2 separate regions of the Mus musculus genome follow, and region 2 is linked to region 1. The links are chromatin loops, found by intact Hi-C in ENCODE. Cell type or tissue: heart. All regions are shown on one strand. Links, peaks and the distances in the headings refer to the core of each region. The heading gives the core; the rest is flanking DNA.

Evidence for each region. A loop is a pair of places that touch in the nucleus more often than their neighbours do. Peaks named below come from ENCODE experiments on the same cell type or tissue, not always from the same donor. Only the 100,000 strongest peaks of a DNase experiment are listed, where the experiment ranks them.
Region 2: it touches region 1 in a loop (2.1-fold over the local background); 2 of 42 quality-filtered maps call a loop at or near these places.

What each region holds. Positions count from the first base shown.
Region 1 is chr11:74,763,071-74,779,790 of GRCm38, forward strand. Mettl16 (methyltransferase like 16) reads left to right here and starts at 7,793. Exons shown (of 10, transcript NM_026197.3): 1 at 7,793-7,914; 2 at 10,452-10,579. The coding sequence starts at 10,452. LOC115487898 (a small nucleolar RNA gene) reads left to right here and starts at 16,103; the gene lies at 16,103-16,243. In heart, for the core only: no CTCF peak of the experiment used is centred there; a DNase peak (open chromatin) is centred at 7,731; H3K4me3 peaks cover 1,893 bases; H3K27ac peaks cover 1,536 bases.
Region 2 is chr11:74,689,059-74,705,778 of GRCm38, forward strand. Pafah1b1 (platelet-activating factor acetylhydrolase, isoform 1b, subunit 1) reads right to left here. Exons shown (of 11, transcript NM_013625.4): 2 at 10,253-10,462; 3 at 1,468-1,552; 4 at 1,152-1,226; 5 at 1-125. The coding sequence starts at 10,284. Among named protein-coding and RNA genes, the nearest start is that of Pafah1b1, 27 kb to the right of the region's middle. In heart, for the core only: a CTCF peak has its summit at 7,837 (motif pointing right); no DNase peak of the experiment used is centred there.

The sequences.
Region 1 (16,720 bases), core at 5,616-10,615:
CCACCACATATTTTCTTTTTTTGTTTGTTTTTGTTTTTGTTTTTTGAGACAGGGTTTCTCTGTATAGCCCTGGCTGTCCTGGAACTCACTCTGTAGACTAGGCTGGCTTTGAACTCAGAAATCCGCCTGCCTCTGCCTCCCAAGTGCTGGGACTAAAGACGTGTGCCACCACCGCCTGGCCACCACATATTTTCTAAAAAACAATTCGAGGGTTTTTTTTTTTTTTTTTTTTTTTTTTTGGATATGGTTGTGTATGCACTCCTGAGAATTTGAGACAGGGTTCTGTTGTATAGCACTGTCCAGACTAGGACTCTCTATATACATCAGGCTGGGCTGGAACCTGTAGCTGATTTTTGTGCCTCTGCGCTTCTACTGAGATTACAAGGGCTAAGTACCCACCTGGCTTAGTAAACCCCTCTTTAGTGGAAGATCAGCATGGACTTGATTCCTAGGCAACAGCTAGGCAGGCAGCAAACTGCACAGGCAAATATCTCATCACCTCAGTGTAGGAGATCCAAGCAGACACAGCAGCTTGGCATGTCAAGGCTTGATCTCAGATCCTCTCAACCTTTCCACTCCAGCCTCCTAGAGAGGAAGGGATTTCACGGCTGAGCTAGGTTGTCAGCATTGCAGGGGACCCTTCCTGCCTCTCAGTCACGCATGACATTGCCCCATTTCTGTTTCCTTCCACCCCAGCCTGAGTCTAAGGGATGCTCATCTGCCTCTCCTGGAGCAGGAGGGCACCAACAACGATCCTGTACGGGTGGTCCCTTCAGTCCTTTCTCCTTGGTGATATTTACAGAACGCTCTCAGCATCTGAGAGGTAAAGGACTGGGAAGAATCTGACTCTGGTTTTGACTGAGTTGAAAGTCATGATTTTTGCTTGTAGTGAGACTCTAGGGCATAAGAAAGAAAATCATGCAGCTATAGAAAACCAGAACACTACTTTTGAGTTCATGCAAGTTTAAAAAAAAAAAAAAGGACACTTTTGTTCCTTTGAGAACAACTATGTATTCCAAGATGACCTTGAACTTCTGACCCTCCTGTCTCCACCTCCAAAGGCCTGGGGTTTTAGGCACGTGCTACCACTCCTGGGTTATGTGGTGCTGAGGATGGAACTCCGTCTCTCCCGTACTATCAACCGAGCTACAGTCCCAGCCCCAGAAATGTGTGCATTACTTTAAGGATGGTTTGACCCATGACCTGAAGAGACTGGAGAGAAAGGAGAACGTACACAGGATTGTACAGGCCCCTGCTTAACTCTGTCCTCTGAGGCTCTAAGTTAGTCACCAGTTAGCTCATTCTTCCCGCCTGGCAGGTAAACAATGGGTGACATCATGGACATGGTGAGCCAAGTGATGGTGGACCTGATGAATGTGAGGCTTTGTCTATGGGGAAGAGAGGGATCCTCTGTAGCTGAGTAAGTCATCAGTTCTCAAAGTGCGATTCTGGGATCAGCAAATCTCACCACTGCTTGCTAAGAATGCAGTTTGGCTGGGTGCGGCTTTGATCCCAGCACTCTGGCGGTAGTGAGTTCGAGGCCAGCCAGAGTTACATAATAAGACATGCCTCACTCCCACACAAAAACAAAAAACAAAAAAGAAGGAATTTGACTTGTTTGATCCTACCCCAGAGGTCCTGCAATAACATCTGAGACCAGGGCTGACACGGGGTGCTTCAGCAAACCTGACAGGGTTAAGCTCAAATCTGATGACTGTACTCTTTTGTGTACTTTATTTATTATGTGTTTAACTTGATTGCAACTTTGTGTATGTGTGTCTATGTGTGCGTGCATGAGCACACATGCATGTGTTAGGGGTAGGTAGCTAAGGTGAGTATAGGGAGGTCAGAAAACAACTTGGTGCAGATAGTTCTGCCTCCTTCCACCCTTACATGGGCTTCAGGCTTTTACAGCAAATACTTTACTTTCCTGGGCTTGGCTATCCTCTAAGCCAAGTAACCACCATCTTTGGGAGCTCATCTGTGCCCCCTGCAGGATTCTCCCAGCTGGGCTTGTTCATAGTCGTACACCTCCACCTGGAAGGATGGGGAAGGGTCATGATACCCTGGCTTGAGTCTCCTCAAGACCTCCCTGTCACTTGTATGCAACAAGTGATGGTTGTGCCTTATTGTGTGTGGGCTCTAGGAGAAGCCGGGACACTGTGGGTGGAGGATGCTCCATTTTTTCCTTATGAGACAGTGCTTGGGGATGGAGAGATGGCTCAGAGGTTAAGAGCACTGACTGCTCTTCTGGAGGTCCTGAGTTCAATTCCCAGCAACCACATGGTGGCTCACAACCATTACAGGAGGGGTCTGATGCCCTCTTCTGGTGTGTCTGATAGCAACAGTGTACTCACATACCTGAGACAGCGCTCATCCTTGGGATGAGATGCTCCCTGTAATTCAGGGTTGTCATGAATTCACTATGCAGCCCTGGCTGACCTTGAACTTGAGACTTTCCTGCCTCTGCCTCCAGAATTCTGGGATTACAGGTATGAACCATTGAGCCTGTCTTAAAGATACTTTTTAAAAAGATTTATTCACTTCTTTTATATATATGAGTATCCCATTGCTCTCTTCAGACACACCAGAAGATGGCATTAGACAGATGGTTGTGAGCCACCATGTGGTTGGTGGGAATTGAACTCAGGTCCTCTGGAAGAGCAGTCGGTGCTCTTAACTGCTGAGCCATCGCTCTAGCCTGAAGACGATTTTTTTAAATTACATTTATTTATTTATTACTTACTTACTTACTTATTTGGGGGAGGGGAACGTACTACAGTACTATAGAACTACAGCGCAAGTGTGTAGGTCAGAGGACAACTTCTAGGAATCCATTCTCTTTTTCCCCCATGTCAGTCCTGGGGACTGAACTCAAGTTGTCAGGCTGGATTGCAAGGGCCTCAACCCTTTGAGCCATCTTGCTTGGCTCTTGGGACAAGTTTTTAATTAATTAATTAATTAATTAAATTATTTATTGAGACAGGTTTTCTCTGTATAGCCCTGGCTGTGCTGGGATTAAAGGTGTGTGCCACCACTACCCTGCTCCAGATGAGTTTTTAAATTTTCTGTTGTCCCATATTTTATCTCCTTGTCTCTAAATGCCTATTAGACAACAAGATGAAGTACAGAGTTCAGTACTCTAGTGGGTGCAGGAAAAGCACCTGAGACCAAAGCAGCCTTTCTTGCTTTTTTAAAAAATACTGAAATATGTAGCCCAAAGGATACATGATATGTATGCATAGATCATAGGCCGATTAACAGACAGCTATAAGGCTAATACTGAAGACCATGAACACAACCAATACTCTAGAGCCCTTGTTCCCTGCCTTAAACACCATTTGGAATTGGTCCCATAACTTTTGCTTTTCTTTATATTTTTCACACATACACACAGATTCCCAAGCAGTACGTTTTTCTACTTTGCTCATCTTGTAATTTAACATAAATGAATTTATTGTAGAATTTGTTTCTAAGGTTTATCCATGTAGTATGTATGTATTCATTCATTTGAGCATTCTATTGTTCTGTTGTACCACAATTTATCTACCTGTCCAAAGGTATGAGTATTCTTTATGGATTTTTTTTTTTTAGCTTGATAAGTAGTGCTAAGAGCATCCTGGATGTTTGGGCTTCCCTGAGCCCATGGGTAAGAGTTGTCTCTCAGCCAGGCGTGGTGTGGTGGTGCACGCCTTTAATCCCAGCACTCGGGAGGCAGAGGCAGGCAGATTTCTGAGTTTGAGGCCAGCCTGGTCTACAAAGTGAGTTCCAGGACAGCCAGGCTATACAGAGAAACCCTGTCTCAAAAAAACAAAAATAAATAAAAAAAAGAAAAAAAAAAGAAAAAAAAAAGAGTTGTCTCTCTGGTACACACACACACACACACACACACACACACACTCATGTATATACCCTGGAATGGGATTATGGGGGGGGGGGTAATTACTTTTCAGAGATGATGGACTGATGTTCCCAGCAATGTTCCTGTTGCAACATTTACTCCTACGGTCTTAGTGTCCCTTCCACCTCCCACAGCATCCCTAGTTTTGGTTATCTCTGCTGGTGACCCTGGGGCAGCTCTTTCTCAGTCAGAGCCTCGACCTTTAAATGCCCTATTGAATCGGTAGAGGTGGTTTTCTGTGCCCCAGTATCCCTAACTGAACAAAAGTAAGTACCCGGGACAGAAGGGAATGCCAGTCATGAGGTCTTCTCATGTGACCATCAGAGCTACAGGATCCTCCTGTGGATTTGGTACTTCTGCTCCACCCCAGAGTGCACCCCAAAGCCTTGTCTCCTGCTCCACCCCAGAGTGCACCCCAAAGCCTTGTCTCCTGGGCTGACAGAGGATAGCTAATTAACTTTTCCCCCATCCTCGTCCCTCCCCAGGGCCTTTCCTGCTTCTCAAGTGATCACAGTTGCCTCTACTCTCTGTCTGTTTCTTGAAGTGTGGTCTACATGACAGAAACAGTTACCCAGAGAGTGTAGCTCTGTCAGAGTCTCATAGGGTGCTGGGAGCAGAGCACATTCTCAGATGCTCTCATACTGACTCAGGACTCTCAGGGCTGCTGCTCTGGAGATTTCTGCATAATGAGTTCCCCAGGTGACACGCGCAGGCGCACATTCCGATTTGGGAGCTGCTGCTCTGGGGATTGTTAGAACAGAAGCCAGGCCAAGGTCATCTCCAGGCAGTTTCAGTCACCCTTCCAACAGCTCTTCCAAGAATGAGACAACCTCTATCTACTGCTGTTGCCTCTCCTAGGGCAATAAGGACAGAGAAACTGAAAAGACCTGATTGTCAATACAAGCCTGTTCAGTTATAAAGTGGGAACATTTCCCAATGGAATACATTTTTTTTTCTCCTGAGACAGGGTTTCTCCCTGTGTGTAGCCCTGGTTGTTGTCCTGGAACTTGCTCAGTTGACCAGGCTGTCCTTGAACTCACAGAGATCCATCTACCTTTGCTTCCCAAGTGTTGGTATTATGTGTGCTACCATTGCCTAACTTATTTCTCTTTCAAATCTTTTTAAAAATTTATTTTAGGGGCTGAAGAGATGCTCGGCAGTGAAGAGCACTGACTGCTTTTCTAGAGAACTCCAGGTTCAATTTTTAGCACCTGAATTGCAGTTTGCAACTGTCTGTAACGCTAGTTCCAAGGCGGATCCCACACCCTCTTCTGGCCTTCAGGAGTATTGCATGCATGCGGCGTACAGACAAATGCAGCAAACACCCATACATACAAAAGTAATAGACAAAATACTCAAAAATATTCTTTTAAAGTTATCATTTTCTTTCTCTTTTTTTTTTTTTTTTTTTTTGGTTTTTCGAGACAGGGTTTCTCTGTGTAGCTCTGGCTGTTCTGGAACTCACTTTGTAGACCAGGCTGGCCTCGAACTCAGAAATCTACCTGTCTCTGCCTCTCAAGTGCTGGGACTAAAGGTGTGTGCCACCACGCCCAGCTTATCATTTTCATTTATGTGTGCAGGTGTTTTGGCTGCATGTATTTCTGTGCATCACTTGTGTGCCAGAGACAATGGGTCCCCTGCAGCTGGAATTACAGACAGGTCTGAGCTGTCCCATGGGTCCTGGAAATTGACTCTGGGTCCTTTGGAAGAGCAGACAGCGCTCATAACTGTGGAGCCACCTCTGCAGCCCCATTTTTCTAAAATATCTATTTTATTTTGAATTATATGTGTGTCTCTGTGTTCTGGTATATGCATGTGAGTATGGTGTCTGAGGAGGCAAGAAGAGGGTGTCAGACACCCTGGAGTGTCAGATACCGTGGAATGTGAGTTATAGGTGACTGTGAGCCACCTACCCACATCCACAAATCTATCAGGGTTTTTTTTTTCAAATCTTCAGTTACAAAAATCTTTAAACACTAATTTGTGTGAGTGTATGGCATAGGCGTGCATGTACACATTTGTGGAAACCAGAAGAGGCCATTGAATGGCCTCTATCGTTGTCTCCCTACTCCTTTGAGGCAAAGTCTGTCTGTGAGCGTGCAGCTTATACTTTTCTTTTCTTTAACGAATAAGCCCCAGGTGTGCCTTGCTCCTTATGTGGAGACTGGGGTCCAAATTCTGGTCTTCATGATTGTCCATCAAGTGTCTCGACAGCCCACATTTTATGGCTATGCTAATTTATCTACCCATAAATCTACACATCTATCTACCCATAAATCTATACATCTATCATAAATCTATACATCTATCTATCTATCTATCTATCCATAAATCTATACATCTATCTACCCATAAATCAATCTATCTATCTATCTATCTATCTATCTATCTATCTATCTATCTATCTATCTATCTATCTCTTCTTTGTGGTGTTAGTTTACACAGGCCTTTGCATTCTACCACTGATCTAGTGGTACACTGCCGCTTTGGCTTTTTGAGCAAGGTCTCATGTAGACCAGGGTGGCCTGGAACTTGATAGACAGTATAGGATGAACTCATACTCCAGCTTCAATATCCCAAATGCTTGGATTTACAGGCCTATAACACCATACTTAGGGTTAAATGAAGGAAAAATTGGGGGTAGGGCAATTGGGGGGGTATTAGCATAGCTAATAAAGTAGCCAAGGTCAGTGTGGTCTTGGTCCTGTTCTGCTTGGTCTGCAAGGTGGAGGGAAGCAACTGGGCTCCCTGAAGACAACTGTTCCTTCTGCAGCACATAGCTTCGTCTATGCAGGTAATTGCCCTCAGTGAGTACAGAGGAGGCATTCCCGTCCTTTGAGGCCTAGCATTGCTCTATAAAAGTATTTCTTGATCAGTCCTACTGTTCCAGGAATTCCAGGTGACTGACACAGACAATCTGAAAACACCCTTTGGCCAATCTGGAACAGAACATCGTACAAAACTGACAACGAAATGCCTATTGGTGGGGAGGCAGAGGCATTTCTGAGTTCAGATTTCTGAGTTCAAGGCCAGCCTGGTCTACAAAGTGAGTGCCAGGACAGCCAGGGCTACACAGAGAAACCCTGTCTCGAGCAAACAAACAAACAAACAAACGCACGCCAGGATTTTATCCTTTTGCTTCGTGAGTCCAGATTCAATGCTTTTTTTAGCCAAATCAGTTTCTTTAAAAAAAAAAAATAGAATTTAAAAAGAGGTTTACCTTTATGTGTATGGCTGTTTGCCTCCATGTTTGTGCACCACGTGCACGTGTGCCTTCCAGAGGGCACTTAGGGACTAGAGTTACAGCTGGTTTCGAGTCACCATATTGGGGCTGGGACTCGAACCTGGGTCTTTTGTTAGGGTAGCCATTTCCCCGTCCCCTATCCCACCCAAAACAGTTTCTAAGTACCAGTTATTTACCCATCTCACAGGTTTATCTGTAACTACTGTGTCATCACACAGATTTGCTGTGCACTTAAGTGTTAATTGCCATCAAACCCATCTAGCCTTCCTATTTCCTGTCCAAGACTAGATTTAGTACTATTTAGTAAGGCTGGGGAGAGCTGAAGAAAGCTACATTCAAAACAAAGGAAAACAAACGTTTACAACTTGGTGGGGTAGCCCATCCCTGTAATCCCAGCACCCAGAAAGGCCAGGGGAGGAGGGTAGTTCCAAGTTCCTGGCCGGGCTCCATCACATAGCTGCATGCCAGCGGACTAGTGAGGTCTTCTCCATCCGCTAACCTAAGAAGACTCCCGGCCGACCACACCCCCAAACCTGGGTGAAAACTCACCGCCGTCTCCAAGTATCGCGATAGTTCCTTCTTTCTTTAGGCTAAGTCAAAAGTCTCGCGAGAGTAGTCTGTCCAGTCACGGCGCGGATTGGCTGCGCAAGATGGCGGCGCGCTTGGAGCGTAGCATCTGCGTTTCCAGGAGCTTGGCTGTGTGAGTGGTGTGGGCTTGGTGATTGCGGGCCTGTCCGCACTCCGTCCGCCTGCTCCATTGGCCTGCGAGGTGCGTGGTTCAAAAATCTCTTATCCGGTTGCGCACAAGGATCGCCTAAGAAGCGGCTCACCTGCTTTTCTCCTCCGGTTCTCGGATCCTTGGGGGCTTACCGCTGGGTCAGAAGCCGGGGACCCGGGCGGGTGTGCGCGAAGGCCGGCGGTAGGTGGGAGGAGCTGGAGGAGAGATGGCCTCGTCCCTCGCCTAGGCCAATGCTTAGAGAGCGCTGAAACCCAGGGGAAGAAGGTGTGGATGAGCCGGGGAAGTGGCGGAGGAGAAGTCAAGTTTGTGAGGTGGGGGCGTGAAGAGAAAACGGAAGTGTTGGGGTCTAGGTGGGAGACATCTGTTGAGTTTTCTGTTCCTCCTAAAAACTTAAAAAAAACAAACCCACAAAACAGTTTGTAGGTGTAGGTGTTTTGCCAGCCTGGACGTCTGTGCAGCACGTGCACAGTGCAGGCAGAGGCCAGAAGAGGGTTGTGTCATGGCACTAGGTGAGCAGCCATACGGGTGCTGGGAATCGAGCCCTGGTCCTTTGGAAGACCAGCTGGTGCTCTTGAACGCTGGTCTGTCTCTATTGCCTCCATAGTTTGACATCATAAAAGCCAAATTTAGAGTATCCTATAAGCTTCAGTTTTAGAAGAAATGATGTGTGAAGAGATAAAGGCCAAGAGAAACCCAGGAAACATGAAGTTTTAAAGAGGAAAGAAGGCTGGCCTAGAGGTCTTTTGGGTTTTGGACTCGCTCCGATGAGCCTTTTTTTGTTATTGTTGAGACTCAACTGGGCTGCCCATTCAGAAAGAGAATGCTGTGTGTGTCTCACACAGATGGAAAGTATTTCATAGTTATTTCCTTTATTTTCTTTGGTGTTGATGACTGAGCCCAGGCCTTGCACGTGCTAGACACATGCTCTGTCACTCGGAGCTAGATCTCCTGGTGACTTCATATTCTTCCCAGTCAACCAACAGTTGAGTGCCTCCCCTTACAGGCCCTATTTTGAGTATTGGGGTACAGCAGGGAACAAATATGTTCCCTCATGAAGTTTACTGGTAGGGAAGGTTTTTTTTTTAATTAAAGCAAATGTGTGGGGAATGCCAAGTGAGTAAATTTCAAAGACAGAAGGTGGGCGGGAGGCTGGAGAGATGGCTCAGTGGTTAAGAGCACTGACTCTTCTTCCTGAGGTCCTGAGTTCAATTCCCAGCACCCACATGGTGGCTCATGACCATCTGTAATGGGGTCTTATGCCCTCTTCTGCTGTGTCTGAAGACAGCTACAGTGTACTCATATACAAAAAATAAATAAAAGCTTAAAAAAAAGAAAAATAAAGTGTGCGTTCCAGTCACTGAATGTTTTAGTGACTTGCTCAAGAAGATATAAATAAGATGGCATTTGACCAAAGGCTTAAAGGTGGGGATATGTTCAGTGTCTGTACACTTCACTGGGGAGTGTAAGCCATGCCACCTGAGCGGCAGCAAGTGCCAGTCCAGTGTGGTGGTGCAAGCTGGAATCACAGCACTCAGAGGACATGGGATTCTAGACTACTAGCCTTGCCTACAGAGTGGGTTCCCAGTGAGCCTGGGCTACTGGAGACCTTGTCTAACAGCAAGAACAAAAAGACAAGTACAGCTAGTCCTGAGGCACTTGATTGGGCAATGGCTCTTAGGCCAGTGTGGGAGGAACAGAGTAAACTGGTGCTAGCAGACATTCACTTAACTTTGAGGAATGGGGTGGATAGGCAGATAGAAATCCAGAAGTTAGTCATCTCGGGTGTAGCAGTCCTTGATAGAGCACATGTGAGATACTGTGTTAAATTCCCAGTTGAAAAAAATTTTTTTAACAAAAGTTAAAGAATCAAACGGAGTGACTTTGTTGAGTATGTCTGTTATGACCTGAATGGATAGTGTAGAAAAATGAACGGAATTGGCCAAGGTTGTAATTGAACTTGGGTCACATGTTCAGAGTACGTGCCTGTAAACTCTGTCCTCTTTAATGTGCTGCAGAGTCCTAGTGCATCAGTATCTCTTGGACTTGTTAGAGAAGGGCCTACTTTTTGTCCGGCATTACATGGAAGAAAACCATTACCCTCTGATATTCTTGGGGCCTGGGGACTGCCCTTGGTTTATGCTTTTTACTCCTATGTCTGTAAGGGGCATTTGAATATTAGGGAATTAAAACTGCTATATAGTGAGCGTCTACCATTTTGTATGTGTGTGTGTGTAATCCTGGAGACTGAACCCAGGGCCTTGAGCATTGTGGGCAAGTGCTCTGCTAATAGCAATATCCCCTTAAGGGGTGGGCCAGCAAACTGGACTTACTTTGCTGCTATTTGTGTGTGTTTGTTTCTGAGGCAGGGTCTCGCATTGTAGCCAGACTGGCTGTGTAACCCAGACTTGTTACAAGCTTCTGCTGATCCTGCCTCTGCTTCTCCAGTACCGGTGTTACCAGCATGAGTGTTTTCCCCCAGCGCGGCCCCCCCTCCCCTGTGCTTTTGGCACTAAATATGCTGGTTTCCTCTTTATCTTTCTTACATCTCTTCTTCCCTCTCTTTAAAGATGGCTCTAAGCAAATCAATGCATGCAAGAAATAGATACAAGGACAAACCACCTGACTTCGCATATCTGGCATCTAAATATCCAGATTTTAAGCAGCATATTCAGATAAATCTGAATGGGAGAGTAAGGTAGGTAACTCCTTAGTTATTAATCTGTGTCATTCGAGTATGGTCTGGATGGATGTGATGTGGCAGGAGGCAAGCTGAAGTAGCAGAAGACCTGAATGTAGCCATATACATCTCATGAGAAGTCTCACGTGACTTTGGACAAATGGATTATCCACCTTGGGGGTCGATATTTTACATCTAACAAATGAGAAAATTGGAAAGTCTCTTAATGGCTAACTTCCTGCTTCTGCAACAGAGACGCCAGTGTAACCCAGGCTAGGACTGTGCTTTGTGTGATTCAATGCTTGGTGAATGTCACAGTCACCGACATTGAGGACAGTGCTAACCAGAATGCTAAAACTTCTGCCAAGGATGTAGCTTAGTTGATGCAGTTGACCTGGCATTTATGGAGCCCTATCTATAGCCATGAATAAACCAGGTGTGGTGGAGCACACAGCTGTGATGCCAGCCCTTGGGAGGTGGAGGCAGGAGGATCAGTTCAAGGGAATCCTTGGCTACATACTGAGTTTGAGTCTATCCTGGGTTATTTGAGACTTTCAAAACCAAAGAAGGCAGAAATTATGATAATATAAGAATGTGAGAAAATAAGTGTTATACCTGAGATTACAGATGCACATAAGACCATGCCAGGCTTGTCAACAAGTAATCTTAACCCACCCCAACATCTTTCTTCAGTCTTTTGCTTCAGTTGTGTATCAGCTGACTTCCTGCTACTGTAGCAAATAGCAATCATCTTAGGAAGAGAGAAGGCTGCACTGGCTCAGAGTGTTGGCGATTGTGCTCTAAGAGAAAGTGACTTTGTTGCTGAGGTAGTGTATCCTGACTAGAAGTGTCTCAGGAACAGTTCATAACTTAGGCATGGGGAACCAGAAGAGAAGGGACAGAATCCTAGCCCCTTTGGAGGCATGCCCTTAATGACTGAAAACACAAGGTCCTAATGCTTCCTAATTGTGCGAAGCTGGGGACTAAACCTTTGTTTTTTTCAATCTTTTGAGTTCAAGGCCAGCTTGGTCTACAGAGTGAGTTCCATGACATAGCTTCATGAATGCTGTACTGAAACCCTATCTCAAAAAAATAAAAACAAAAAAGCAAACAAACAAAAAAGCAATTCATAGTTCTGAGTGTTTATATTGGGGTTCTGGCATCAGCAGTTATTTATGTATTTAAATTTGGTATTTATGACTAAAGAAGAGTCCTCAGGAGCTGGAGAGATGGTTCAATGGTTGGAGCACTGGCTGCTTTTTCCAGAAGACCTGGGTTGGAATCCCAACACCTGTATGTTGGTTCACAATTGTCTGTAAACCCACCTCTGGCACTGCATGGGTGTAGTTTAGACATACATGCAGACAAAATGTCCATACATAAAATAAAGGAATAGTCCTGTGTCAGGGAAAGTTATTCTTGCATTTATCTGTATGTTGGTGGTGAGTAGGCTTTGTGCTTGCCATATTGAAGTCAGAGGACAACTTGCCAGAAGTTGGTCTCTCCTTCCACTTGGCTTCCTGGCATGGAACTGAGATCTTTTTGGTCAGGTTTGGTGGCAAACTCCTTTATCTTTCTGCCACCTTAAAATTCAGTCTTTTATTTTATTTTATTTTTTAAAATATTTTTATATGGATGGGTGTTTTGCTTACAAATATGTCTGCACCACATGTGTGTCTGGCACCCATGGCAGTCAGAAGAGCATCTGGCATCAGATCCTCTTAACTAGAGTTTCAGACAGTTGTGAGCTGCCATGTGGGTGCTAAGAGTTGAACCAGGGTCCCTCTGGAGGAGAAGCCAATGCTCTTTTTTTTTTTAAATAGATTTATTTATTATTATATATACATACACTGTTGCTGTCTTCAGACACACCAGAAGGGTTGTCAGATCTCATTATGGGTGGTTGTGAGCCACCATGTGGTTGTGCTGGGATTTGAACCCAGGACCTTCAGTAGAGCAGTCAGTGCTCTTACCTGCTGAGCCATCTCGCCAGCCTCGAAGCCAATGCTCTTAACCACTGAGCCATTTCTCCAGCCCCCCTTAATGGTTTGTATGATTTTACCCGTTTTTAATGCTATTGTGAATAGAGCTTATTATATGTATTAGTAAAGCTTACTTTTGGGTGGCAACTGCATTGTTTTCTATGTATAAGCCCCTCTCTTATCTGCCGTCATTAGGCTACCTCAGTAGCTGTCCATTTGACACCAAATGGAGAAAATCACTGACATACATGACTTTTACTGCTTTGTATAACTGTTTGTTTTAGAGTTGATTATTAAGTGTGTATATATGATGGAAGTTGTATGTGGAAGTTCAGAGGACAGCTTGGTGGAATTGGTTCTCTCCTTCCATCTTTGTGTGTACTGGGGAGCAAACCCAGGTCGTCAGGTACTTCACCCAAGGAGTTGTTTTCTGGCCCCAGATCTTTTAAGTTAGCTGTGTCTGTGTCATTTTTCCCTTCTCTCATGAGACAAAGTCTCTGTGTACCCCTGGCTGTCCTGAAACTTAGTACAAACTGTAGACCAGGCTGGCTTCCAACTCAGAGATCTTCCTGCCTCTGCCTCCTGAGTGCTAGATTAAAGGAATGTGCCACCATTACCTGGCTAGCTTGCCATTTAATTGTGTTAAAGAAAGTGTGCCTTTGATGAGGCTGGTATTCCTTTTAGCACCTCTAATAACGACAGACTTCACACCAGTGCTGTTGTCTCTTACGAGCACTTAAAATTCAAAATTAGTAGCTTTGCTTTCCAAATTTCTTCCTATGGATTTTCCAGTTTCAGTTCTTCAAAACTGATTATAGAAAAAGCCTCCCACCTCCATTAGGCAGGTGGTGACAGAGGCAGGCAAATCTCTGAGTTCAAGATCAGCCTGGTCTACAGAACGAGTTTTAGGACAGCCAGGGCTACACAGAGAAACACTGTCTTCAAAAGCCAAAAAAGGGAAGGAAGGAAGGCAGCCCTCCTTCTTCATAGGATAGTGTATCGATCATGGGCTCCTTATATTGCTTAATAAACTCAGTAGATGGCTTTAATTTTTTTTTTTGCCTTAAATATGCTCCCACATAACTAGTTTTTACAATTGAATCTGGGTTGAAAAGAATGTTTTTTTCATTTCTTCAGATTCTGCCCTGACAACATCAACATACATAGTCATGTATGTATAATGTATACAAATCCCCTCCAAACTAATCAGAGTGAGTGCCTTACTATTTGCCTCACTGTGTGTGTGTGTGTGTGTGTGTGTGTGTGTGTGTGTGTGTGTGTGTGAGAGAGTCTTCTTTACTTCGTAAATCTTTTTCACTCTGTATGGGGGAAGAGGAGAAGGGGCGTTTGGACTTGCTGTGTAGCCCAGGCTAGTATTAAACTAGCAATTATTCTGCCCCAGTGTCTTGGATCCTGAAATTACATATGTATCTGTCCATTCTTACTCATTTATTCACTCACTCATTCATTCACTTATTTATTTTAGCCCTGACTGGTTTCAAATTCACAGAGACCTGCCTGCCTCTGCCATTGCCTCCTAAGTAGTGGATTAAAAGTATGTGCCATCATGCCCAGCTTACCCTCTGTACATAAGCAAATCATATGGTCAGAATTGAATTTAAAGAGATAACATTTTCTTTTTCATTTGTTTTATGTGTGCACGTGCCTGACCTTACTGTACATGTGTGTGCTATGTGTGTGCAGGAGCCTCAAAGGTCAGAATAGGGCATTGGATCCCTAGGTACTGGAGTAAGTTATAGATGATTGTGAGCCACCAGCATGGAATTGAACCTGGGTCCTCTACAAGGAGAGCTAGTGCTCTTAACTGCTGAGCCATCTCTCTAGGTCATAAACAGATACCTTCTAAGAACATTGTAGAGAATGGATTGCAGAGTATTAAGGTAACTAGACAAAATGATTTTAGTATCCCAGATTAAGTATATTAGTGGGCTATCTAGGTGAAGGCAATAAATGAAACTCACAGAGATTCCCAAGTACAACTAGCTATATGTGGTAGAAATTAGGAAGAGAAGAGCCAGGTGTGGAGCTTGAGGGAAGGTGGTAGTGCCATTAACAAGAGTATAGACCAAGGGATAAGCTGATTTTAGGAAGATATTTTCAGTTGGGCATATAGGATCTGAGGGCCTTGGACTACCTGTGTAGAATATTTAATAGGCAGTGGACAATGAGTTCAAAGAAAGAGGCACAGTGATTGTGGGATCGTTGTTTCTGAAGGCGGAAGAGAAGTGAAGCAGGAGTACAGTGTATAGGAAACGGATGCAGTGGGTATGGAGAACTGTGCAGAGATGTGGATATATCTGAGAGTAATTGAGAAGTAACAGACAGAAAGAAAGGAAAGACAGCAAAGAACATTGAGGGGCCGGAGAGTTGACTGGTGGATAAAGGGGCCTGAGGACCTGAGTGTGATTGCCAGTGTTCCACATGGTGGAAGGAGAGTAAGCTCCCAAGCTCCCACAGATTGCCTTTTGACCTCCACATGAACACTGTGGCACATGCACACAATCAATATTTAAAAGCATTATGTAGCATTTTAATTATTTATACATGTAATTCTTCATATTGAGGAGCCTGAAAACAGTTGCTTAATTTGTGATGTAGGCTTAAATTATAAAGGGTTTTATGCTTGTGAGGCAAGCATTCTGCCACTGAGCTATTCCCCAATCCTGGGGAACATACCTCTGTGTGTGTGTGTGTGTGTGTGTGTGTGTGTGTGTGTGTGTGTGAGAGAGAGAGAGAGAGAGAGAGAGAGAGAGAGAGAATATTTTAGGTGTTTTGTTTTCAAGATAGAATTTCCGGTGTGCATTGTTGTTCTGTGCTGCAGCTCCCTCAAAGTCAAGCAGTGTGAAGTACTGACAGTGAGTGTTTCACATTTTCTCATGGAAATCTGTCCGTTTGTATTACACTTTGAATTGGACTTTTAGTTTTTTCTTCCTTTTTGGAGACTGATTTTCTCTGTGTAGCCCTGGCTGTTCTTGAACCCCGTCTGCAGAGACCTGGTTCAAGACCTTCTTATGCTTTCTGAGTGCTGGGCCTAAAGGCATGCAACACCACCACCTGGCTCAAAGTTGATCTAAAAGTAAATTATTTATGGGACTGGAGAGTTTGCTTCAGTGGTTAAGAGCACTTTACTGCTCTTACAGAGGACTTGGATTTGGTTCCCAGCACCTACTTGGTAGCTTACAACAGTCTAACTAATTTCAGATGATCTAATACCCCCTTTTGGTGTCTGAGGGCACTGTATACATGTGGTACAGTCATGCCTGCAGGAAAACACCCATACACACAAAACAAAAAAAATTTTGTAAACTAAGAGTATTTATTATCTTTAATCATTTGTGTGTGTGCCTGTACTTGAGTGCAGTCAGGTGCCATGGGATGTGTGAAGATCAGACAGGAACTAGTGGGAGTCTGTTTACCCTTTCTAGCATGTGGGTTCTGGGGTTCAAACTCAAATTCTTAGGCTTGGCAGCACCTGACTTTATATACTGAGCCATCTTGCCAGTCGTAGTGTTTATTTTACAATAGATATAAAGAACGTCCTCCCTGGCAGTGGGCAGAGAGACACCTTGTTGGTGGTGTTGCTCTTACCAGTCAGCGGCAGGACAGACAGTGGTCCTTCACTCTTCCTAGCTTGATGCCTCACTTGGTGGCCAAGCTGTTTCATGCCTGGGGCACATAAATTAAAAAAAAAAAAAACTTTCACAGAGGAAAGCAAATATGCGTGTAAAAAGAAGACATGGCTGTTGTTAACGTTTTTTCTTAAGTTTATATACTGTTGTATATGAGTGTGTATGTGTGTGTGGCATGGTGCATATGTGTAGGTCACAGAACTTTGAGGAGTTGACCAACTCCTCTGTGGCATCCAGGGATTGGATCAGGCTTGTGTGGCCAGCTTTTACTCTATCTCCGGTGAATGGGGAGCTGAGGATAGGGCACTCAGGGAAACTGTTTTCTCTAAAAATAACCATATTTGCTTTTGGTTATCTGATATATTTACTTACCGTTTTAATTTTTATTAGTGTACATGTGTGTGATGTGTGAGTGTTTGCAGGGGATTCTGTGGCATGGACACATTTATCTATTTATCTATCTATCTATCTATCTATCTATCTATCTATCTATCTATTTATTTAGGTTTTTTTGAGACAGGGTTTCT
Region 2 (16,720 bases), core at 4,713-9,712, 75 kb before region 1:
CCACTCAATGCGTATTTCTCAGGTGGACGGGGAATCCATTCTTTTGGGTCCCGTTTCTGACCAAGAGGACCACCCGACGTAAATTCTTCTTTTGCTTCATTTAGTTTTGATTCTAATTCCATTACCTTGAGAGGGAACATGAAGTTAAACAAAGTTGTGTTTTATAATATATTTGGGTTTTTTTCCCTTTTAGGTAGGCTGTGACTATGAAGCTTACGGTAGTCCAGAACTTAGGATCTTCCTGTCTCAGTTCCCACAGGCTGGAGTTACTATGCCCAGCTGGAACTAATCCACCCAGACAACTTTCATTTACATTTATTAATAAAGATGATCATAACACTTACCTTGCTTGATTTACGCCTGTAATTTTTAGAGTTTTTTCCCCTATACCACAGTTTATTATTTATCCTACAGGTAGTAATATTCACAACAAAAGCTAATATTTACTGAGCATCTACTAGGTGTTAGTTCTTGTCCACAAGCTTGGTATAGTTGGGCTCACATTAGAACAATGTTGTCTACTCTAACTTTGTCTGTGAAGAGTATTTTAGAAATGGAATAGTATGTTACTTTCATCTTATATATTAAAGAAACAAACAAACAAACAAAAAACAAACCAAAAACCTCAGAGATGAGACTGACTCATGTAAGACACATAGTGATCTTTTTTCAGTTACAACTAAGTTATAACTTCCGAGGCATTGGTTCTCAACCTTTCTAACACTTTGACCATACACATCCTTGTATTGTGGTGACCCCCAATTATAAAATTACTTTTGTTGCTACTTCATAAGTGTAATTTTCCTACTGTTAATGAATTATAATGTAAATATCTGATAATACAAAAAGTATCTAATGTTTAACCCCAAAGGGGTGCAGTGCAACACACAATGAGAAGCACTGTTCTAAGAACATAAATGATGTCTTAAGTATCAACTTCTTAGTAAAGACAATGCAGGTCTAATCTCTAGGCAGTATAACCTATGTGCACCAATAATGAACTTAAAACCAATGTTTTCATGAAGCAAAAGAAAATGTTTTGTTTCCCCAAGATCAAACATGAGTATCAGCAGATTAGCAATTTATGGCAATATTTTCAGAAAATTTGTTAAGTACACATTGAATAAACTGACTTAAGAAGACCTAGTTACCTTTTTTTGTAATCTAATAACAGATGTCCATTTTTTTTCCAAAAGACCAGCATACTTCTTATCTAATTCTTCATTCTAGGAGAAAAAGTAAGATTTAAAAAAAAAAAAAATGGCTTAACCATGACATCTTTAAAACATTATTAAATATTTGATTATATAAAAAAGTGGGAAAATTAAGCTCAAAACTAAGTAAATCACAACAAATGGCAAAATTCGAATAGCTGAATTGACCTAACTACTGAACCTTAAGTAAAACTTAACCCATTTACTATACTATGAATAATTAGAAGACTGATAATTATAAAGTCAAGCATACCATATCTAGTTCAGCTTCCTTTTTAAAAACGGAATATGCCTCTTCATAGCCATTTGAACGAAGATAATCTGCTATAGCTCGATTTCTGAAAGAAAAAATTCAAGTGAGTCCTAAACATATCTCATTTCTATTTGAGGAACTACACTTATTAAAATCTTTAGGGGGGGGGTAGTGGTGGTCCAAGACAGTTTCTCTGTGTAACCCTGGCTGCCCTGGAACTCACTATGTAAACCAGGCTAACCTCAAACTCAAGAGATCCACCTGCCTTTGCCTCCTGAGGTGTGTGGTGATGCATGCCTTTAATCCCAGCACTTGGGAGGCAGAGGCAGAGGCAGGCGAATTTCTAAGTTCAAGGCTAGCCTGGTCTACAGAGTGAGTTCCAGGACAGCCAGGGGTACACAGAGAAACCCTGTCTTGAACCACCCCCCCAAAAAAGAGTAGTAAATTATATAAATATTTCTGGAAATAAGATGGACACACTTCCAAAACTTCAAAAACATTTAGGTATTGTCATAATTTATCTGTTTTATTTTTGAGCATCTTTTCTCTTTTCTTATTTTCAGAGATGCAAGGGGCTGAACTCAGAACACTGTACATGCTAGGTAAGTAACCCATCTCTAAACTCTAGTCCCAGCCTCTGACATTTTATAAGTTTCTCACTTACTTTAATCCCGAGTGCTGGGATTAAAGGCGTGCGCCACCACTGCCCAGCTCTAGATATATTTCTTTTTTTTTTTTAAAGATTTATTTATTTATTACATGTAAGTACACTGTAGCTGTCTTCAGACACACCAGAAGAGGGCGTCAGATCTCGTTACAGATGGTTGTGAGCCACCATGTGGTTGCTGGGATTTGAACTCTGGACCTTTGGAAGAGCAGTCGGGTGCTCTTACCCACTGAGCCATCTCACCAGCCCTCTAGATATATTTCTATACCTAGATATCAATTGGTTAAAGTAACCATCAGTTTTTCTAGTGTTGACATTCACCTTCTCTTAATAGTTAGTTGATAAACATACTCAAACATCGGAGATTAGAACTGAGTTTTGCATAGAAATGTTTTAAATAAAACTCTACTAAGAATACAAAGAGAAGACTCAGTGGTTATCATCTCCTTGCTGTACAAGCATATAAGTTGGAGTTTCTGTCCCAGCACTCAGGTAAAGGCTGAGTGTCCTATGTCAAGTCTGTACATCATTTAGCATAAGGGAGGTGGAAAGTGCCTGTCTGAGGCTTGCTGGCTTCCTGACTAGCTAAAATATTCTAGCTCAAGGTTCAGAAAGTAACCTTGCTATTCAAAAGGAACAGGTAGAGTGTTGTCTCCAGGCAGATACTCACACATGCACCATAAAAATATATCTCAGGCCCATCACTCCCCACCCCAAAGAAAACCTATAGTAAATATTTTAGTATTAGAAATGCAGTGGTGGTGCATGCCTTTAAATCCTAGCACTAAAGAGGCTAAGACAGGATGATCTGGAGTTTAAGGCCACCCCAGGCTACATAGTGAGTTCAAAGCCAGTTTGAACCAAAGACCTTATTTTAAAAAGATGCCAGGCAATGGAGGTACATGCTTTTAGTCCCAGGACTCAGGAAGCAGAAACATGCAGATCTCCGAGTTTGAGGCCAGCTTGATATACAGAGTGAGTCCTAGGACAGCTAGGGCTAAAGAGAAACTGCTTTGAGACCCTGCCTCCCCAAAACAAACAAAAGAAATAACGTCTTAGAATGACATTTAGAATTATACTTTAAAGGCAGCAAAGCTGAAGTGGCTTGAAATGTATTTTTATACTTCTCTTTCATTCTGTCATAACAATATTGGCAAGCATCCCTGCTCTCCTATTTCAACATTTCCCAATTACTCTGAGCCTTTCTTTATTCACAGTTATAGAAAAGGTTGATTTAGGATTCCTCTGTAAGACTTTAAACTAACTTGAGTAATTTAAAAGCTTAAACCATGAGTTAAATAAAACTTAAATATACATACAATAACAGTATCATTACATCCTTTAGCCAATTTTATTTTTTCTTTTCTTTTGAAAAACAGTCTTTGTGTCTTGGCCAGCCTTGAATTTACAGAGATATGGCCACCCTGCCATATCTCTGAGCGTTGGGATTAAAGACATGTGCAACCATGCCTGGCCCTCTCTGCTTTTATAAGCCAGGGTTTTGTAAATCCCAGGTTGGTCAGAAACTACTTAAGTAGGACGGTCGTACCTTGAACTTCTGATCCTAGAGGCATGAGCCACCATACCTAGCCAATGTAAGGCACTAGAAATCAAATCCAAGGATTTGTGTATGATACTGCCCTAGCCCTACTCAATAGGGCCATATGTGCCACTGATCTCCAATATTTTAACATAGGCAATCACTATTGTGACTTACATGTTTTCAGAGATAATCCACCTAAAACCTATAATGTTTTTAGATTCTGTTTTTGTTTTTTTCCTTTCTTTTTCTGAGACAAGGTCAAACTACAAAGTCCTTGTTGGCTTGGAACAACTCATTTAGTTTTAAATTCTATTTCCATAAGAGACAACATGAAGTCAAATGAAGAATCATTCTATAAAATAATTGCTTCTTTTTTCCTTTTAAAACAGGAGCTCACTATGAAGCTTAGAGTTACCCAGTACTTATGATCCTGTCCCAGCCTGCCAAGTACTGGGGTTACTATACTGAAATTTAACTATTCCACTCAAAGACAATTTCCATACATTTCCTAACAGAGATGAAGAGTAATAAAGTTATTTCATGTATTATCCTTGTCTGTGTATGTGGGGTAAGGTCAGGTGGGTGAAAGTAAAAAGACAATTTTTGGGGACCTGGATCTGAACTCCCAACATTTTGGTGCAGCAGGCACTTTTACCCACTGAATCACTGAGCCAGACCTCCAATAAGAATGGGACAGCACAGGTAGGACAAGTTCCAGTCCAATGTGGCAGGGCCTATGAAATCTAACAAAGAGTTATATGATCACCCCTCATGATCAAATGTCATCATAATTAATCATAATTCAAAAAGGTGGTTCACAATTCAACTATGAGTGAGTCTTCAGTTAGAGAAAGGGTGCCACTGAACCTCAGAACCTGTAAGCCAGCCCCAACTAAATGTCCTTTACAAGAGTTGCCTTGGTCATGGTGTCTCTTTACAGTATTAGAAGCCCCAATTAATATAGGCAAGCTGCAGTGAGATCCAGATTCAGTTAAAAGATCCTGTGTCTCACAAAATAGAAATGGCTTAGTGGGGAAGAACACTTGTGCAAATATGAAGAGCTGAGTTTGAATTCTCTGCACCCAATAAAAAGTAGGCATGGCTACATGTGTGCTTGTAATCACATTGTTTTGGGACAGAGATGGGCAGATCCCAGGAGTGAGCTAGCCAGTGAGAGAGGGAAACACGTGATATTCTATTCTATTCTATGTGAAGATATATGAATGCAAAATATACACATACACTAAAAAGTAAAAGGAAAAAAACCTGGAAAATGATTAAGAAAGACACCTAACAATTCACCTCTGGCTTCCACATACATAATAGAAAAAAATAAATAAAAATGACAAAATGGGGGTAGGGTGAGGTAAAGAGAGGACCCAGATTAGATTCTCAGCACCTACATGGTAACACACAATTTGTCCCATAAAAACCTGACAACCTTTCTGATAATCTATAGGTACAATGCATGTACACAATGCACAGTCATACACATAAGACAAAATACTTATACACATATTAAAAAAAGATTAAAAATATGTTCTCTGCTAATAAAAATCAAATTTTAAACAGTAAAACATTATAAAGAACATCAAAAGTAAAAAAATTTTTAAAAAAGGAAGTTTAATAAAAGTAATAGGGTTTTTTTAGTTTGGTTTTTGAAGACAGGGTTTCTCTGTGTAACATGTCTTGGCAGTCCTGAACTCCCTTTAACAGACCAAGCTGACCTCAAACTCAGAGATCTGCTTGCCTCTGCCTCCAAAGTGCTGGGATTAAAAATTGTGTACCACCACACCCAGTGAAAGTATGTTTTTAGAAGATTCATTATCAGAAGTATACAGGCATAACTAAACACAGGAAGATTTTGACAGCACAATTAAGCTATAAATAAAGGAAAGATCATTTTAGGACTCGAAGACTTCAAGTCATATCCCATCCCCCTTTTTTGAGACAGGGTTTCTTTGTATAGCCCTGGCACTCAATTCCTGCTTCTACCTCAGAATGCTGGGATTAAAGGTGTGTACCACCACAGCTTGGAACATCTTCTAAATATAGGTTCCATTTGTTGACAGAACTGGTTTTTTGTTGCTCTGTTTTATCAGTGATAGTTTTGTTTCTGAGACAAGCCCTGGCTGTTTTGGAACTCACTATACAAACCAGGTTAGCCTCGGACTCAACAGTATTCCTGACTCCTGAGCACTGAATATAAGGGTGTGTGCCACCAGGTTTGACCTTCTGAATTTTCTTGAACCTATTAATTTTCCTTACAGAAGCCAGTCGATGGTGGCGCATGCCTTTAATCCCAGCACTTGGGAGGCAGAGACAGGCAGATTTCTGAGTTTGAGGCCAGCCTGGTCTACAGAGTGAGTTCCAGGGCAGCCAGGGCTACACAGAGAAACCCTGTCTCGAAAAACCAAAAAAAATAAGTTTCCTTACAGAGTGTCACAATGCTTAACTAATTGAACAATTTTTACCCCGAATGAACACGATACATGTTCAGTATCATCTATAACACAAGTTAAAACTGACACACACTTTAAGACTGGTCGAGACACAAAATATGGTTGCTGTAGGGTTATCTGAGCAATCATTTGTGCAATGTGATTGCTAGAAATGGAACTCGGAGCAGCCAGTGCTCTTAACCACTGAGCTATCTCTCTAGCCAGTAAGGCACTTCTGAAGGATGACTCTTAAAGAAACATGGGAAGAGCATAGCTTTCACCCAGATGCTGCAGTCTGGCCTCCACAGGGACCAGGTACACACACCTATGCGCGCGCGCACATGCACGCACACGCGCACGCACACACACACAGAGTACGTAGCATACACACAGGCACCAATACCCATACACATAAAATATAAATAAACACACATACACAAAACCTAAGCAGACCTCCAATGATACAAAAATACATATACATAGAGCTAGTTATTATAACATTACTTTTAATGTCCCAAAAATGGATGACTGGTTAAAAAAAACAAAAGCAAACCAAAACCCTAAGCTATATATACAATAGAATATTATGTTCATCTCTTTACATACATACACATATACACATAAACATGCATACACACATACATGCAGGGAACATGAAATCTCTTTGAACTGATATGAAGTAGTTCTAGAACATGTTAAGTGAAAAAAAGGGAAGCCTAAAAAAGCACATACATATAAGGGGCTTAGTGGTTTTAAGTATACACTGTTCCTTCAGAAGAGAGTCCAGTTCCCAGTACCTATCAGTTCTCTCTAATAACCCCAGCTCCAAGAACATGATTGTACCCAGAACTACTCTCAACCAACAAACAAAACAAAACAAAATGGAGCTGGAAACACAGCACAGCAGCTAAGAATATTAACAAAGGAACCTGGTTCCATGCTCAGCACCCAGATGGCAGTCACAACCTTCCGTATTTCCACTTTTGGGGAATCTAAGTCCCTGCTGGGCATGAGGCATACACATAGTACACAAATACAAAAACTCCATATACATAAAATTTTAAAAATAAGCAAAGCAAAAAAAAAAAACAAAAACAAAACCAAAACACAGGCACACGAAATATGTTTAATAAAGGAATATGGAAATACACTAGTTTCTCTGACTGCTCTTCCAGAGGTCCTGAGTTCAAATACCAGCAACCACATGGTGGCTCACAACCATCTGTAACGAGATCTGACGCCCTCTTTCTGGTGTGTCTGAAGACAGCTACAGTGTACTTACATATAATTAATAAATAAATCTTTAAAAAATAAAAAGAAAGAAGGAACCATGTACATACAGGATGGAATTATAAGAACCATGATATCCTGAATTATAAAAGATGTTTATGTGTGCATATACCTGTCAGTGTTTTGTTGTTTTATTTTTGTCTTTTTTTAATGTGTGAGTGTTCCAAATGTATGTATGCCTGCATGCCAACAGAGAGATCAGATCCCATTAGAGATGGTTGTGAGCCATCATGTGGTTGCTGGGAATTGAACTCAGGACCTCTGGAAGATGTGCTTGCTCTCAACCGCTGAGACATCTCTCCAGCCCCTTATCATTGTTTTTTTGTTTCTTTTTTGTTTTTTTTAAAGATTAATTGATTGATTATATGTAAGTACACTGTAGCTGTCTTCAGATACTCCAGAAGAGGGCATCAGATTTTTTGTTACGGATGGTTGTGAGCCACCATGTGGTTGCTGGGATTTTAACTCAGGAACCTTCAGAAGAGCAGTCCGCACTTTTAACCACTGAGCCATCCTTCCAGCCCCTATCAGTGATTTTTAACCACTGGGCATTGGCAATATCCAGACACTTTTGTTGTGGCACATAATAGGTAGCAGATAGATATGCTGCCCAGTGTCTTTCTCAATCATATATACCAAGAATTTTTTGTTTGTTTTCCTTTTTTTTTTTTTCCCCCCCCCGGGACAGGGTTTCTCTGTGTAGCCCTGACAGTCCTGCTGGAACTCACTCTGTAGACCAGGCTTGCCTCCAACTCAAGAAATCCACCTGCCTCTGCCTCCCAAGTACTGTTTTCCAAGACAGGGTTTCTCTGTGTGTAACATTACTCGCTGTCCTAGAACTCACTTCATAGACCAAGCTGGTCTCGAACTCAAGAGATCCACCTGGCTCTGCCTTCCAAATTAAAGGTGTGTGTGCTTCTGATGTTAGAGGCATTGGATCCTCTGGAGTTGGAATTACAATGAGTTGTAAGCCACACCACTTGGATTTTAGGGACACAGGTCCTTAGCAAGAATAAACACTTCACACTCAGTAACCACTGAGCCAACTCTCTTACCCCCTTTTTCTTTTTTAATAAAAGACTTTCTTGGTTTGGATTTATCTATTCTTTCTTCTTGATTTGTGTAAGTGGGACATTTAGGAACATGCATATATTTCTTGTTCCTTATCGACAGTTCCCCCTAGATTTAATGTCCAATGACGATTCTTCGCTTAAACCATTCTTTACTGATAAACGATAAAGAGACACTATGGCAAAGTAAAGGATTATTTTTTAATAACATCCTAGATTAAAACAAACAAGCTAGGGAGATAGCTCAGTGAGAAAACTGCTTGCCATCCAAGTCTTAGGACCTGAGTTCAGATCCCCTACACTTATATACAAGATCTAGATTTGGGGGGCTGTAGAGATGGCTCAACCATCTGCTCCTCTGAAGGTCGTGAGTTCAAATCCCAGCAACCACATGATGGCTCACAACCATTTGTAATGAGATCCGATGCCCTCTTCTGGGATGTCTGAAGACAGCTACAGTGTACTTAAATATAATAAATAAATAAATCTAAAAAACAAAACAAAACCCAAAGAAATAAAGAGCTAGATTTGGTGGCAGTGTTGAGATGCCTAGCCAGCCAGCCTTGTCGAATTGCTCAGTAATAGTAATAAGATACTATCTCAAAAAATAAAATTGCAGAATAACAGTGGCATAACTATGCAACCCCCCCACACACACATGCACACAAATATGTATACATGCACACATCATATAATTACATAAAATTAAGTAATTACTCTACTGTTCTGCTTTTTTGAGATAGTGTAGCTCTGGATAGCCTGGAACTCACTATGTAGACCAGGTTGACCTCAAATTCAGTGACCCACATATCTCTGTTTCTTTTTGTTTGTTTGTTTGTTTTTTGAGACAGGCTTTCTCTGTATAGCCCTGGCTGTCCTGGAACTCACTTTGTAGACCAGGCTGGCCTCAAACTCAGAAATCTGCCTGCCTCTGCCTCCCAAGTGCTGGGATTAAAGGCGTGCGCCATCACGCCCTGCTCATATCTCTGTTTCTTGAATTCTAGGATTAAAGATCTATACAAACCATACCTGGTAAAACTGACTTTTTTTTTTAAATTAGAAGAGCTACCTATAGCAGTGCGTATCTTCCTTTGAGTATAATAAATCTTAAGAGAATTTTAAAAGGGATAAAACTTACCAACTAATCAGTCACTTTGCTTTAAAATCAAACATGACAAATAATTCCTTGCTGGGGCTGGAGAGATAGCTCAGCAGTAAAGAGCACTGACTGCTCTTTCAAAGATCCTGACTTCAACTCCCATCAACCACACACACACACACGTATGCATGTATGTATGTATGAAGTAATTCCTTGCTAAAAGACAGTCCAAATTTGAAGGCAAGACAGTGTCAACAATAATATAGCAGATGCTGGTAAAAATACTTTAAACTTGGGACTTCCCAAGACTGCATTGTATTTTGCTACTGCTGGGCACTGGTGACACGCGCCTTTAATCCCAGCATTTGAGAGACAGAGGCAGGCAGATTTCTGAGTTCGAGGCCAGCCGGGTCTACAGAGTGAGTTTCAGGACAGCCAGAGTTACACAGAGAAACCCTGTCTCCAAAAACCAAACAAACAAACAAAAACAAAAACCAGTTTCGTTCCCACCCTGGTTTTTCTCCCATCTTTTGTGATAAGATTTCAGGTAGCCCAGGACTAGCCATGAACTTCCAAGGCTGAAGATGATGGATGGGCTTGTCTTTACCACCCTAAGCCTAGTTAATCATGCCTAGTTTATAAGAGGTTTCTAAATAGCAGAAAACAGAAACTTACAGTTCATCTCGTTGTCTCTGGGACAGCACCATTTTGGCTGTAATGTCAAGCTTATTTGATATAGTGGTATGTCCCTCCAGAAAAATCAAAAGTTGTGATCCCTGGATTTGAATTAAATATGCCACTATGTGGCTTCCACAGAGGGAAAAATGATTCTTTTTTTCAAGTGAATCCAATCAGCAACCAGTCAACAAGTAAGGTTCATTCCACCTAAAAAGAAAGAAAAAAATAAAATTATTCCCCTCACTTAAAATTTTATTATTTCTAAACTATTAATTGTAGAACATATTTGCATTATAATGCTAATTAATGTGTATATTAGATGATATAGTCAACCTACAGTTTAAAAAACAAATTAGTCAATGCTAAAGTAAGTCCCTATCTCAAAAAAAAAAAAAAAAAAAAAAAACCCAAACCAACCAAACCAAAAAAACCCAAAAACTGCTATGTAGAACAGGCATCCTCCTGGCCCCGTAAGTGTTTCAGACATAGGTAGTATCCCCAAACCCAGCCATATTTTACGTAGTTAAAACTACTACTTTCAATGATCTAATGATGCAAAACAGTACTTTTGTTGCTGTTTTTGAGCTGGGGGGTCTAACAAGGTAGCCCTGGTTGCCTAACATGCTTAACAATCCTCCTGCCTCAGCTTCTAATACTAGGTTTACAGACATGCACCAACACACCCAGCAACATAGCAATAATTTAAATTTAACAAATTTACCTGTCTACTTTCTATTATTAATATATAGCTGCTGTAGAAAATTCCAATTCTACTTAAAGATTAAAATTTCTTTTAATTTATTTTATTTTTGGAGTCAGGGTCTCATTACATCATAGCCCTGGTTGACCTAAACAATAGCAATCCTCCTACTGAGGATGGAACATCTTTACAGTTCAAAAAGAATCACAGACATGCTTTTCAGAAATATTACTGAACAATGAATGAACCTATAGGAAATAGGCAGTAATGAGAGATAGCTCAGTAGAAAAGGCACTTTGCTGCAAGGCCTAACAACCTAAATCCCTGGGAGCCACATGGTAGATAATCAAATTTCTGCAAGTTTTCTGATCTTCAGAGGTTGAGTACACACAAGCATTCAATTTAATTAAAAAATAAAATTAGATCTTTAGATTTAACATAGTTAAACTGCTTATCTAGCCTAGACAAGGCTCTGAATTCAATAGCTAGCTAGAATGGGAGAGAGGAAGAAAGGCGAACTGTGTCTAGTATGTGTAACTGCTCAAGTGAGTATATGAGTAAGTATGCCATGTCTATTTGAGTGACAATCCAAATATAGAGTGTCTATGTGTATAAGAGACAGTTATATGAAAGTACATGGTGGGGGCTGGAGAGATGGCTCAGCAGCTAAGAGCATCAACTGCTCTTCCAGAGGACCTGAGTTCAATTCCCATCAACCACATGGTGGCTCACATCTGTAATGGGATCTAAAGCCCTCTTCTGAAGAGGGCAGTGGTGGTATATAAGTATACAGTGTCTGCATGTGTGAGTATATAAGAATATATGGGCATTGTGGAAGGGTGATGACTACAAGTGAGGATGAGAAAAAGCAATTAAGGAAGTAAAAGCAAAGGAACATCACAGACACCAAAATAGTTGGCTGCATTCAGCATGAAGTTCACTGATAACCTTGTTGAGAATGGTTTTGGTCAAATGTTAAAAAAATGGCTTAACACGACAGTATTAATATTAAAAAAAACAACAAAAACAAAATAGAAAATAGAGCCCAAGCTGGCCTGGCAACCCTTCCACCTCAGCCTACCAGGTACTGGATTACAGGAATACATCAACATGCCTGGCTAGAAAACAATGTTTAAATGGATAAGAAAGAGTAAAGATGATACCATAAAAATTTTATAGGTAAATATAAGCATTTGTTTTCTCTGCCAGTTAAGATGACTAAACATTGATGTGAAAAAATAGACACAAAAGAAACAACAACAACAACAAAATTATAAAGAATTTTTTGTTTGTTAGAGACAAGATATGTAGTCCTAACTGTCCTGGAACTCACTATGTAGACCAGCCTGGCCTCACAGAGATATGCCTGCCTCTGCATCCCAACTGCCAAGATTAAAGGCGTGCACTACCACTACCTGGCTAGTTTTAAAGAATTTTAATTTCAATATAAGCAAAATACTCCCAGCTTTAATTGTAGATACTCTAAAAAAGGGCTACTATAATAACAGACAAACAGGATGTACAATTACACCTATATATTTTATACTAGTGTAGTGAAGAATACTGAAATATTGTTACTATAAAATCAATCTGATCAAGTCTCTGACTCTATCAACTTGTAGTAAGTAGAGGGCAGGGGAACAAATAGCCTTAGAAAGCAAATTACTTAGCTTCTTCAAGAAAAGAAAGATAGAAAAGGAACCTGAGGATTCAAAGACAAGTTGACTCAAACCTCCAATCACAGTATTCAAGAGGTTAAGAAAAGAATATCTTCACTAGCTGAAGTTAACTCCTGGCTAAATTATGAGTTTCAAGGCCAGTCTGGGTTGTCTCAAAAATAAATAAATCAAATAAAAGATAAAGAGATATTCACCAACTGCATTTTATGAACAATGTTTAGATCTCAATCCAAACAAACTATAAAATAAAGCAATGAGCGGACGCTTGGAAAAATCTGAATACTGATTAGAAAACTGATTATTAAAAAATTACAAAATTCACTAACTATTCTCTTAGTTTTATCTGATTAGGTATTTTGCATATAAAGTCTTTTAAAAGTACAACTGTGATGTAGCTCCATGGCAGACAAATCTTATGGCAGACAAATCTCTCTCTCTCTCTCTCTCTCTCTCTCACACACACACACACACACACACACACACACACACACACACACACACACACATAAAGTTCTTACCACCACAAATATATCAGAAGAGTAATAGAGGAAAGAAAGGGAATGAGATTTAGATGCAATAAAAATGGTTAGACATGATCATTATTGGTATATAATTCTAAAACACAGAACTCATTAATATATACTACCACTCAGAGTACAGGTGTATTTCTAAATAAGCCATTTTATCCAATTACCTTCACACAGACTTAGGTTACATGGGAGAATATGGATTTAAGGCCAGCCTGGGTTTTTTCCCTCCACCAAGAATCACTTCTACCATTCTCAAGTGTAGTAGCTCCCAAATTAAAGCAAAGAGCTGAAAGTAGAAGTGCTATAGATTTGATTATCAAAGTAGGTTTTGGGCTTTAGATCAAACAGACTTACATTCAAAATTTTAAGTCCAAACTAGACATCCATTGCTTTCTGGTATTATCAATCACTTGATGTGACCTTTCACTAAAAAACATGCATTCTATTATACTCCCTGTGTTTTGTGTGTCAGCTTGGCTAAGAAAGTCTTAGTACTCAAATATTTGGCCACACATTAATGTAGCTGTTGACTGTAGGTATTTTAGATAGGATTACTATTTAAATCAACACACCCCAAAAAAAGGTCAGCATACCCTGAGTAAGGCCAATTACTCTTTATAATACAGATGGGTCTTAAGCTAGCAGTAGATCTATGAGAAAAGATTTTTCCATATCTTCACACCAGAACAGCAATTCTTCCCTTTGTAGTCTGTCAGCCTTCACTTTTAATTTCTTAAATTCAAGTAGGTGAATGCAAATCCTGCCCGTTATAGTTACTGTAACATATATCCCATTTGATTATAGGGGTTTAGACTATCCTAAAGAGTACAGGATAGTTGGACACAATAGCTCATGCCTTAGGCAGGCAGAAGCAAGCAGATCTGTGTGAGTTTGAGGCCAGCGTAGGCTAGTGAGTTCCAGAACAGCCAAAGCTGCAGAAGGAGACACTGTCTCATCAAGAAAGGATACTGGAATACGCACTCTCATATTGCTTAACTTTACAATGGAAGAGAATATATACAAAGGAAACCTAAGTATCACAGAGGCCTGATTTGAAGAACTGTATTTTCCCCCCTGGTTTTTCAGAAACAAGGTTTCTTTGTAGTCCTGGAACTTGATCTGTAGACCAGCTTGGCTTCAAACTCAGAGATCTGCCTGCCTCAGCTTACCAAGTACTGGGAGGCCATGCATAACTACCAACTAGCCAAAGATCTGTATTCGTAAATAAAAGAAGTACACTGGATTTTTCTAAAAAGCTACTAATAGTTTACTGGGGGAGTTTAGCTGCTATTCCCTTGGTATTCTCTGTGAAAACTAATATCCCTTTGAGGGATAGGAAAAGTAAAAAACCTTAGCTAGGTACCCTAGTACATACATTCCCTTTGGAGGCACAGGCAGGTAGGGATCTATGAGTTCAAGGCCAACCTGAACTACAAAGCAAGTTCCAAGCCAGCCAAAGCTACACTTTATCTCCTCCACCACTGTGCCACACACAGGTTTGAATACTTGCACCCACATGGCGGCTCACAAGCACCTGTAACTCCAGTCTAATATCTTCAGTCCTCCAAGGTACTAACTGAATGTGACACAGACTTGCATGTAGGCAAAAATATCCATATACATAAAAATATTTTTAAGTTAAAAAGCCTTTTTCAAACATACAACAAACTAGAAAATAGTGTTCTTTTTCAACAAAGATTATTCATAGCTCCCAAATGTAAAAAGGGTGTTTGCTTTAACTTCATAAGTCATTTTGAACCTCTGACAGTTTTAAAGAAACTAAGAATTGTTAGGACTTTATTATAGACAGCTCCTCAGCCCAGAAAATAAAACCTCAGATGCCGTTTTTGTGATACATGTCTATAGTCAGAGAAAGTATTTTTAAAAAAAGAAGACAAATACTTATTTTAAGGTCACATTTTTTTTTAATTTACTTTAGTGTTAGTCTACACTTACATAACTGCAAACGCATAGCTAGGCATTGCAAAGTTCATGTACAGGCACGCTTGGCACACTGCTTTAAACACTCTGGAATATGAAGACATGCTATTTCCTAATAAAGTTTCCCAGTAAGTATACTCTATTCTACTAAATCCACAACTTTTCAAGTTTTTGAAATTTTATGTGTATGAATGGTTTCCCTAAATGTTTGTGTGCATATCATGTGAGTGTCTGGGGCCAGAGGAGGTCAGAAGAGGATGTCAGATGCCCTGGATTGGAGTAAAATAGTATGAGCCAACATGTGGCTTCTGGGAATCAAACACGAGTCCTAAGCAGGAGCAAATAATGCTCTTAAAAGCTGAGCCAACTCTCCAGCACTAAATCCACTAGTTCTTTGTGTGTGTGTGTGTGTGTGTTTGTTTTTTGTTTTTCAAGACAGGGTTTCTCTGTGTAGCCCTGGCTGTCCTCGAACTCAGAAATCCGCCTGCCTCTGCCTCCCAAGTGCTGGGATTAAAGGCGTGCGCCACCACTGCCCAGTCACTATTTCTTGACTTACTGAAATTCTATGATGGCAAGGAATTACTACATAATATGAAAACTACTACACTAAATTATACTCCTGCACTGTAGCATAACTTTCAACTTGGGAGTCTATTATTCTATTAACTGAAAGCTGTCATGGGAGAACACATACCAGTTTAAGTAAATAAAGCAATAATTCTTTATACTAGAAAGCACTACAGAGAAAGAATAATAAATGGGACATACACTGTTTTCTAAAAATAATTTTGCTATAGTTAACTATTTAAATACAGATTAGAATTGTTCATCAGAATCACCTAAGAAACTCTGAAAACAATAGCTAGGCCTCATTCTCAAAAATTCAGAAGCACATATATTTTAATTTTATTCAACAGATAAAACGTAATCCATATGACTTTGATGCACACCCCCAATAAAGAGCCAGACAGTAGTGCACACCTTTAATCCCAGCACTCAAAAGACAGAAGCAGGTGGATTATCTGTGAGTCTGAAGCCAGTCTGGTCTACAGAGAAACCCTGTCTTGAAAACAAAACAAAACAAAACAAAAACAAAAAAGGAGGAGGGGGGGAGAAGGAGGAGGAAGAGGAAGAGGAGAGAGAGAAAGAAGGATGGATGGAAGTTAGGAAGGAAAGAGAAAGAACGAACGTACGAACGACCCAGACAGTAAATAGGAAGCAGTGGAAGAGCCTATAATCCTAGCATTCCAGAGGTCAAGGCAGACTTGTTTCAGGTTCAAGGTCAACCCTGACTACAACAAATTATATAGTAAGAGCCAAATCCTACCACTACCATAAAAATAAATTAACAGAAAGCAGTATAAAGGCTAGCTAGTATTAAAAGATCAAAAGCAAAATTACAAAAGAAAAAAATTGAATACTAACATTGTCAGCAAATCTTATGGGTGCTACTGGAGTACGGCTCACTGTTTGATCCTCAGCAGCATAAATTAATACACACCCAGTTTCTAGTTTTTTGTTTTGACCCATACAATGAAAAAGAACAGACTCAGCAAGTTGTTTTCTGACCTCCATGTATGTGATGTGGTATGTGTGCATGCACACCCCTCCCCCA